2 separate regions of the Mus musculus genome follow, and region 1 is linked to region 2. A link is a loop called in an ENCODE intact Hi-C map of the cell type or tissue named here. Cell type or tissue: left cerebral cortex. All regions are shown on one strand.

Region 1 (5,000 bases), 200 kb after region 2:
GCAAACTGTCTGCTGATGCTGTTAAGAGTAACACAATCCAAGGAATTTTTTGTTTGTTTTCTAAGACAAGGTTTGACTCTGTAGCCCTGGCTGCCTTCCAACTCGCAGAGTTCCTCCCCACTGCTAGGATTAAAGGCATGTGCCAGGAGTACCTGGCTGATGCAAACTAATTTCATCTCTTCTCACCACCTTTAAAAAGAGAGGTGAGAGTGTCGGAGAAAAGGAGCAAGACGTTCCAAACTCTCAGACTGCCTGATGGGACGGTAACATGTCAGAGGGGCTGGTGCATGATGGGATATTAAACTATGTCAGACGGACTGCAAGTGTGGTCTAGCAGCAGAGCCTGTGAAAGGCCCTGCGTATGCTCCCACTGCTTCAAGATAAGAGCCTCAGAAGAGCTGAACTCAGACAGGCTTTTATCTTATACTTTATCTAAATGTTCATCAATGGGAGCGAAATACAAAAAGGTCTTAATGTTCAGGTGTCCACTGATGCTTTGCAGATACAACAGCCTGTATCATTCTGTTTCTCGGGTTGCCTTAACTGAAACTTAATACATTAAGTACACAGAAGAAGAATGCACAAAGAAAACCTCTAATGTTCCCTCTCTGCTTTTAAACTATGTGAACATACAAGTTCACCACCTCTTCACATCACTAACTGGAATAAGCAAGCACTCAAGGCACTGGGCCACGGTACCTGCTGTTTTAAAGCACAAGGTTTCCTTGGGCTTCATTGTTAGCGAGCTCGTGCACAAAAAGAACTCCCCTAAGTATGCCTAGGGGGCTGATATGGGAGTAACACTGCGCAAGAATATTGTGGTCCATATTATTCATAATATACTCTTCTACATCTGGGGTACCTCAAGTCTTCACTCGAGTATATAAGCATAAATATAGTTTAGGGTATAGATTGGGAAAAATGTTTCTCCTTTTTGAATAAGGCTTCCTCCCTACCAGCTAACCATCTGAGTAAATCTGGACGGAAGCAGAAGCCATAGTAGGTTCTAATGAGAGGTTCTTAGGTTAATGTGAGAAATTAAATGACCAAAATAAATGGTTTGTGTGCACAGTAAATGAACATTTTAATCAAAAGTCTCAAAAAAAAATTAAAAAGTTAAAAATGCAGTGAACGGCAGAAAGCTGTGAAAGGGAGAGAAAGCAAACATTTACCTGAAGCATCTCCAACTTTAAAATCACTGTCATCTGAACTATCATAATCAAGAGCTTCCAGGAGAGAAGCGGCCAAAGGCTTCACCTGCCTCCTCTTGGAGCTGCGATCCACTGTTAAGAGAAAAAATTACAATCATTTTACAATCTCACCAAACAGGGAGAACTGTGATGCTGGGGGAAATAGAAATGACTTCGTGCACTGCACGGAATCTCCAATTGACTTCTCCACACTGAGCTTGGTGGGAAAAGTTGGGTTTGGGGGCGCTGGATGCAGAGAGCCTGGCTGCCCCTGACGTTAGGCCAGGACCAATGCAAACAGCCCACATCCTCGCAGACCCCCGCCTAACTTCTGACCACTCGGTAATCCCTCACTCAGACAACGTACGGCCACGCACGCTATCTCGGAAGCCAAGGGACCACGGAGCAGCTTCCAGCAAGGGTCCGTCTGTCTGTCTGTCCTGCAGGACCCACCCGGCCCTCCCTGCTCAGCACCGCCTGACTTGAAAGGAGAAGTGGCGCGGGGCTGAGGCCTCGGAGACACTTACTAAGGAATCCGTGAGGTGGTCGTTTGGAGAGCTAGGGAAGGCTGCGAGAGGCAAGGCAGCAGGGACGCGCAGAGGACCAAGGAGACCGGTCGGAGAGCAGCTACCGAGGCAGGGCGCTGCGCCGACCGAGCAGGGGCGACCCCGGGGGTGGGCTACTGTCCCTCCCCACGCCCCGCGCCCGCCCGCCCGCCCGCCCGGCGCCCCTTCCCCCGCGCTCCCCGGCCAGGGGCGCTAGGCCCGAACCGGCCGCCCTGCGAGGGGAACTGCCCCGGTAAAAACTGGAAATAAAAAGAAAACTTTATTAGCCTGCACCAGAAGCAACAAAAGACCCAGAATTTGCACAGCGGAGGGCCTTCTGTCAGAGACAATAGGGAGAACAGCGACCCGGATACAGCTCCGACAAGGAGGAAGTGAAAGCCGCCGCGGAAACGCCGCCCTGGGCAGCCGAAGCTGAGGGCGCATGCGCGCACTCGCTCCCTCGCCGGAACTCAGTAACTTTAAGAATATTCACAGATTCTCTAGTTCCATCCATCTGCCTAAGAACTAGTCATTGCTGGTGGGAGTGAAAACTGGTACAGCTACTATGGAAATCAGAGTACAGGTTCCTCACGAAGCTGAGTCTCCATCTACCTCAAGATTCGACTATAACACTTGTACTTCCTAGTTTTGTGTATCAACTTAACACAAGCTGGAGTAATCAAAGGAGCCTCCCTTGAGGAAATGCCTCCAAGAGATCCAGCTGTAAGGTATTTTCTCAAATAGTGATCAAGCACTGAGGGCCTAGCCCATCATGGGTAGTGCCATCCCTGGGCTAGTATTCTTTGATTCTATAAGAAAGCCAGGGGAAGAAAGACAGTAAACAGAACTCCTCCATGGCTTCTGCATCCACTTCAGCCTCCAAGTTCCTGACCTGCTTGAGTTCCTGTCATGACTTCCTTTGGTGATGAACAGCAATGTGCAAGTGTAAGCTGAATAAACCCTTTCCTCCCCAACTTGCTTCTTGGCCATGATGTTTTGTGTACGAATAGAAACACTGACTAAGACACCACTCAGACGTTGATATTTGCTCATTCATGTCCATTGCTGCTCTCTATATAATCACCAAAATTTAGAAACATTATAGATGTCCATAAGCTAATGGTTGAATAGTGAAAATGTTTTATAGTTACACAATGGAATATTATTCAGCTGTTAAGAAAAATGAAATTTGCAAGAAAATGGACAAACATAGCAAAAATTATCCTGCGTGAGGTAACTAGGACTCAAAAAGACAAATATTCCATTTTTCAAAGTTAGGAACATAAGTTAAAAAGAAAAGAAGAAAGACAACTATTTTGTGTAACTCCAGTAAGTAAGTAAGCCTCAGAAACAAGGCAGACAGGAGCCAAGCCCAGGACTGGCTTTAATAGGCTAATGAACGAATCTGAAGGTGAAGTTAAGATGCTAGTGAAAAAAAAGTCTAATGGGGGTGGGAAATATAGAGAAGACAACTAACACTAAAGACCCCTTCAAAAAATATATGGAAAAACTGTTTACCACTCTACAGGGGCCTGGGATAACAGAACCTAAAAAGAAGGTAGACTAAGTTCTCATGCAATAGCTAACTTTATTCAGAACATCAGAAAATTTAAACTGTAAGAGTTAAGAATCACAAGAGTAAAGAGTCCAATTGCAAGGAAAGCTGCACATGTCAAAAATGTCTTTTCCTTGGTGGTAATAAACAAATAACAATAGTTAGCTGTGATGGATAAGCTGAAATAAACTCACTCCTATTCACTACACCTGGGAGGAGCACGAAGCAGTCCAAAAGCAAGTTCTGTGTTCTGAAGAAACTGAGCTCCAAGACTCTTGTCTTGTTGTCTTATAGTCTCCCAAGCACTCAGAATTCTCTTCACCAATTCTCCTCACTAAGAAAACAGCATTCTGGGGACTGTGTTACAACAGAAATCTACAAGCATAGAGGCTCTTTAAAGCAAATACAATATGCAAGGAAATGAAATAGAATATATTTACTCCCCCATATACTGGGGGAGACAATGCCTCAACTAGATAGCTTATCTCACCAAGTGAAAACTCCAGTGCTACAAATGGGTTCTCTCCTGTTGAGTCACTGGACAGATTCCATACAACCCTTCAAGTATCACAGACTATTGTTACTTGATCTCTACAACCTGATAGCAAATCCCTACTGCTGAAGACACTACTTATATTATTGAACATTAAACTGGTGCTCAACTAGAAGTTCCATCCCTAATGGCTAAGGTTAAGGTGCTCTGCACACTATGAGAGGACGAGAAACGTAATCATCAGCACCTCCCAAGCACAAACACTGAGATCTGGCCTCAGACAAAGCAACCTGCCTCCAAGATATGCTGGTGCAGTAGTGGCACAAAGGTTACAGGAGTAACCAACCACATTTGATTGGAAGACATCCATATAAATAAACCACAGTACTCAGTATTACTAAGAGGAAAAAAGAACATAATACAAATATGGCAAATCTTATATTGATATTACACAAAGGTTTGAATGAAACCAATTAAACTCATTTATTTATTCCACAAATACATGTTGAATGTCAGTATGTTTAGAATGGGAAATGAAATGTTTTGAAAAATTGTGAAATTTATAGACATCAAATCACCGAATGCAATGAGGAGGAAACTCTTCAAAGATATTTTCATTGAAACATATTTAATAAATACCATATATAGCAATTTAAGGAATGTACCAAAATGATTATTGTCTTTTCCCAGCCACAGGTTGAGATACAACTGAATATATAATCAAGTAAATTACTGTTTGTTACTCTGGACAACCAGAGAAAGAATACACACATTCAGAGAGGAGGAAACACAAAGGAAAAGCATTCTAGAGCAATTTATATTTATACTCATACACAAAAAGTTTAAGTATGCATCTAAACTGGGGTGGGTGTCAAGAGTGAAGGGAGATGTTTTTTAAAAGTACAGAAATTCCCAGGGCTAAGAGCATGTTGAAAAAATCCGATTGGCACACTAATATGTTTAGGTAATAAAAAAGAAATAAAATTTTACCCTATAAAATAAAGATTTATTTGATATGGCTTGGCTCAAAAAGCAGGGAAATTGTTATTGCCAATAAAATGAAGATATTGTAATGAGAAATAATTAGTTAAATTATCACATGTGATTATTGATCACAGTCTACGGGCAACAAGTACTTCTTCTAATAGACCATCGAGATGGAGCAAAAAATAAATAAATGGCCTGAGATGAAAGCAATGCCAAGAACAGCCAATATG
Region 2 (5,000 bases):
GACTGCACAATGGATCATGTCTGCTAAGAGAAGAAACTGTTCTATTCCTGCCATTTATTGGCACAAAGGAATATCCTTCTAAGGCATCATGGATGTACATACAATGATACAAGTGGCAGCTATTAGCAAAGATAGAATTTACTTCCTTACCCTTCATTTGCTCATATGCCCTTTCTATTACTCTCCCAAACATGTTAAGGGTTGTTCTAATAATAAGTGACCTTTAGAAATTGTCTCATTTCAGAGTTTTCACCCATAGTTGTTCAAACATATATTTTCTACTTCTATCCCAAGTCTCGTACAACTCACTCTCTTCTCGATCAAGTTATATAACATGATGAGGTGTTGGGATGACATCTCTAATGTGACCCAGTACCGAAGTTAACTGAAAATGGGCAAAAACAGAAGTTTTCCCAAGATATAACACTGTATTCCGTTACAGCTGCCTTCCTCTTGTCATCTACATCTGTGAGAGTGGCTAACCCCAGTGACAGACAAGAAGGAAATGTGAGATTTAACTGATCTGTTCTTGAATAACTGGTCTTACATAACAAAATTGCAGCAAGCTGTCAGTTCTTAGGTCCCCAGACTCTAGACCTACACTCTCTCAAGCTGCCTTTCCAGCTGACCTCTGACCTCCATCAGAGAATGAATTGATAGCCTGCTGTCTGACTTGGTGTTTTCCAAAAGACCCCACAAATTCTTGCCTCAAATCCATGTCTGTTCATAACTTGTCTCTGTGGAACCTGCATGTCTAGTAGGAAGTACAGTGGGCATTTCCACAAACTGACAAAGGGCTAAGGTATTGTTGTTCCTGCCCCCAGGCTTAGGACACTATATAGGAGCATTGCCATGAATTTGAGGCTAGCCTGGGTTACATAGAAAGTGCCTGCTGGGTTAGTGAGAGCTAGGGTAGGAAAGGGGAAACAAAGTGAAAAGTGACCTTGGTAGCAAGTCTTTAGCATAGAAATCATTCTAGCCAACTGAGCAGGGCACCAGGCTGTAGCCGCCTGCAGCCACATGAAACTGGGTTCCCCTGATCAGACAGCGAGAAAAGAACGTGGCCAAGACAAACCTTGCTGTTCAAAGACCCTGAGGTTTACTGAGAGTCCTTGCTTATAAAGAAGGTAGGCCCATCCCCCGCCAGCCCATTCTTGGTGCCTGGAGCCAGCCCGTAGGCGATCTACAGGGTGTGTCTCTGGAACATCTCAAGGACCTTTCAGCGGGAAGCAGAGTCTTGGAGAAGAGCAAATAGAGCCATCAAGGTCAGAAGGCTCTACCCTAAGTAATCTCCTTCTTAGTGGCAGCAAGATCAAAGTCTGGACCAGCCTGCTTCAAGGCTGAGGGAGGCTACCCCAGGCTTCTGCAGCACAGCTTCCTGGGAGGCTGGGGCAGATAAATGCTGGGTTGGAATCTGGGCTTCAAACGTAGAAGGCCACTATCTTTTAAAAACCAATCAATCAATTAAACAAACAAACAAAAACTACTGGCAACATTTGTTTGTCATGTAAATGTGCCTGCGCCTCCAAGTCTAAAGCCCATGAAGTCTCTCATCCCTGAGCACCATCTCCTCATACTCAATATTCCCTTCCCTAAAACAGCACTGACCCTACCTCCGTCTATGTACCACGAGGAAGTGGTCTTCAACTTCATCCCACCCTGTGAACAAACAATTATTTGATTTTAAAAACAGCCTAATTATCTCTCAAAAGTTATATATATATATATTTGATTTTCCCATAAACCTGATAATATAAGTGTCCCTTGTTCGGCTAGTCCACTTCTTTACTGAGATATCTTCTTTCTCAGATCACATACAGTGCATTTGTGAGAATAAACCTTGCGAGAACACAAGGTTTTATCTACAAGATGTTTGCAAGGAAAAAAAGAAAAGAGGAGAGGAGAGGAGAGGAGAGGAGAGGAGAGGAGAGGAGAGGAGAGGAGAGGAGAGGAGAGGAGAGGAGAGGAGAGGAGAAGAGAAGAAAAGAAAAGAAAAAGCAAAGAGGAGTTAAAAAAAAAAAAGACAAGACAAAACAAGATCAGTAGTTTGGATTTTTGAGCACATTTTGCCCCCTGGCTGAACACAGTCATCTAAACAAGCTTGAGGGTGAAGCTCAAGCCCAAAGCACCATCATCTCCCTGAATATCATTTGTCTGTAGAGGCCATGTTTTATACACGTCAGGTTCGAAACATAAATGGAATTTTCATTTGAGTCTGACTTTGTAGCAGTAAAGACAAAGGGGAAGAGACACTGCACTCACAGGAAACGACTACAAGTTGAGAAACAAGGGCGTACTCTATCTCTGGCCGGCAGCAGGAAAGACATTAAATGTGTCCTATAATCCTTTCCTCACCACGGAACCGAAGCACTGCAAAGCCGGTCTCAATCCAGCAGATGGCGAGAGACTAATTCTAGTCTACAGCCCTCTGGAAACTGCAGAGCTCTCATTCTGAAGACACTGGGCTATCAAACAAAATTGACACAGAACATTTGTGCTCTTTATTTTATAATTTTATTTTGTTTTATTGGACTAGGACTACCTATTGCCTTCCCTCCGCTCGCCTCTTACTGTGCGATGAAAGAGAACCTGAATGGGATGCATTAAAGCAGACAGCCTGCTTTTGTTAATTCATGTGTTTGAATACTGAAACCCAGCTGGTGGTACTCTACTGGGAGGTTTCAGAGTCTCTGAGAGGTGGGGCTAGCTGGAGGAGTGGCTTGAGGTTTATAGTGGTCCCTGTCTTCCTGTCCTGCCCAGCTTCGTTTCCTGTAGAGATGTAACACCCCACCATGTTTCCGCAGCCACAGCCCTGTGCGGCTCACAGTCTCAAATACTTCCCCACCACGGTGGACCATACCTTCAAACTGTAAGTCAGACCGAGTCCATCCTCACTTTAGATGCTTCCTGTCCTGTTCCTGATTTAAACAATGAGAAAAGCAACTGATACACATTCAAAGAAGAGCAAATGGAGAATCACATGTGCATATTCTGTTCTGCGTACCTACTGTATCTATTTGCTTTGTAAATTAATATTTTATTAACTATTTGTGAATTTCATGATGCATTTTTATTATGTATTCTTCCTCCTCGGTTTATTTATTCATAATTTTTATTTTTCACGTGTATGAGCATTTTGCTTTTATCTATGTTTATGCACCACATACCCTCCTGATGCCCACAAAGGACAGAAGAAAACATTGGAGCTCATGAAATAGAGTCACGGATTGTTGTGAGTCACTATGTGTGTACTGGGAACCAAGTCTGGGTTTTCTGCAAGAGCAGCCAGTGCTCTTAACCACTGAGCCATCTTTCCACCCCAAGCCATTTTCTTTTTGATGCATCATTAACATGGGCAGGCCTATTGTTCTCCATATGAATTATTTAAGCTAAGGTAAGATTGGATTGAAGTATAGACTATAGCAAGAGAAGGAGGGCTCTCCTGGCATCAAAAGCTCCTGTGTGTTCACTGAGAGCTGCTAATATTTGCCTCAATATTCCCTAATACATTTTCTAGGTGATCTGAATCCATTGTTTCTTGTTCAGTATTCAAAGACATTTTTCCTCAATTAGCTAATTAAAAAAATATTCAAGAGGGCACAGATATGTTTATGATGGTGTTAAATGCAGAAACAAAAGGCCTCTCAGAAAGGAAAATGGGAGGTATTTATTAAATGAATTCACAAGATTCTTCAGGGCTTCACTTTATTCTAAGAACAAAGTGTCATTACATTCTGAGTTTACAACACCGTATAAACCATCTTGGTAAACACTGAGGATGGGGTCTATATGGTAGATATCTTCAGCTTCATTAACACATCAGAGTGTTTCCCAGTCCAGAATGTCAGTGTGTGCTCCTGGTTACTGGAACCTGTTCCTTTTTGCTGTGCTACAATTATAAGCTCCATCATAACTCCTTAGTCATGTATTTATTTTCCTGGATAGATTGCAAACTCTATGAAAACATATTCTTCCATCATCATATCTCCAGTATCTAGCATAGCCTGAGTTGAAGATCGTGCCCTAAAATACCAGTGAAGCAGGAATATGACCCATTTTATAAAGTGGTCTTCAATCAACAAAAGCTCACAATAGCAGTTATGTAGAGGCCTCATTAACAGAGGCGTGGTCTCAGAATATGGTGGCTTCTCAACTCCCATATTTTCCAAGAACTGAACATCTATTTCCCACATGTTCTAGATCTCCTGGTTTTTCATACTATGAGTGATGTCTTAGATACAAAGGAGAGCAAGAAGCACCCCAAGTCTTACTTCTTAAGAATAGAAGTGACTTAAATACAGTTAAGTTTCTCACACTAGCATTGTAATAGCTTCTTGCCCAAACAACCAGGAAGGGCAGTTGAAGTTAAGTGATTTGTTCCCTGTGGTTGATGGTTGTCAATAAGTACTGTGCCTAGCATCTCTAGGTATTTTATGACTGTTCCACATAGCCACACCACTTACTTTTTACTTCAATACTTCAATTCCTTTTTATTTTTGCACATGTATGTGTATATATACATACATATGTGTTTTTGTGTGTGTGCGCGCATATCTGTGTAGAGGCCTGAAGTTGATATCAAGAATCTTTGCTTATCATTTTCCTCTTTCATTCGTTGAGATAGAGTCTCTTGCTGAACCCAAGCTCATACATTCCTGCTGTAGTAGCTTGACACTTACTCCAGGATTCCTGTGGCTACTTCCCACGTGCTGGCAGCCGTCCCATCCACAGAGCGCTCACATGAGTACTGGGGATTTGAACTCTGTTGTTCACATTTGCAGGCGCTTTACCCACTGAGCCAGCTCCCAAGCTTTCCTGCCCCCCATTTCTTGGCACATTTACCAATTGCAGAAGTCATACATAGACCATAACTAGAAGGAAGGGAGATGTTATACTTTGTAAGGGTAATAGAGGGTAGCAAAGATGTTCTTGAATATGGCCAGCCACTTAGCACATCATCAGTCTGTGTTAGGAGATTCCTGATGGCTATACTCCCACTG

Evidence for each region. A loop is a pair of places that touch in the nucleus more often than their neighbours do. Peaks named below come from ENCODE experiments on the same cell type or tissue, not always from the same donor. Only the 100,000 strongest peaks of a DNase experiment are listed, where the experiment ranks them.
Region 1: a loop joins it to region 2, with 2.7 times the contacts of the local background. A loop is called at or near these places in 3 of 42 quality-filtered maps.

The regions. Positions count from the first base shown.
Region 1 is chr6:11,923,010-11,928,009 of GRCm38, reverse strand. It overlaps Phf14 (PHD finger protein 14), which reads right to left and starts at 2,129. Exons shown (of 18, transcript NM_001168382.2): 1 at 1,718-2,129; 2 at 1,173-1,283. The coding sequence starts at 1,718. In left cerebral cortex, no CTCF peak of the experiment used is centred here; DNase peaks (open chromatin) are centred at 1,491, 1,685 and 2,176; H3K4me3 peaks cover 2,092 bases; H3K27ac peaks cover 1,555 bases.
Region 2 is chr6:12,122,954-12,127,953 of GRCm38, reverse strand. No RefSeq gene overlaps it. Among named protein-coding and RNA genes, the nearest start is that of Gm35961, 42 kb to the left of the region's middle. In left cerebral cortex, a CTCF peak has its summit at 2,392 (motif pointing right); DNase peaks (open chromatin) are centred at 2,377 and 4,715.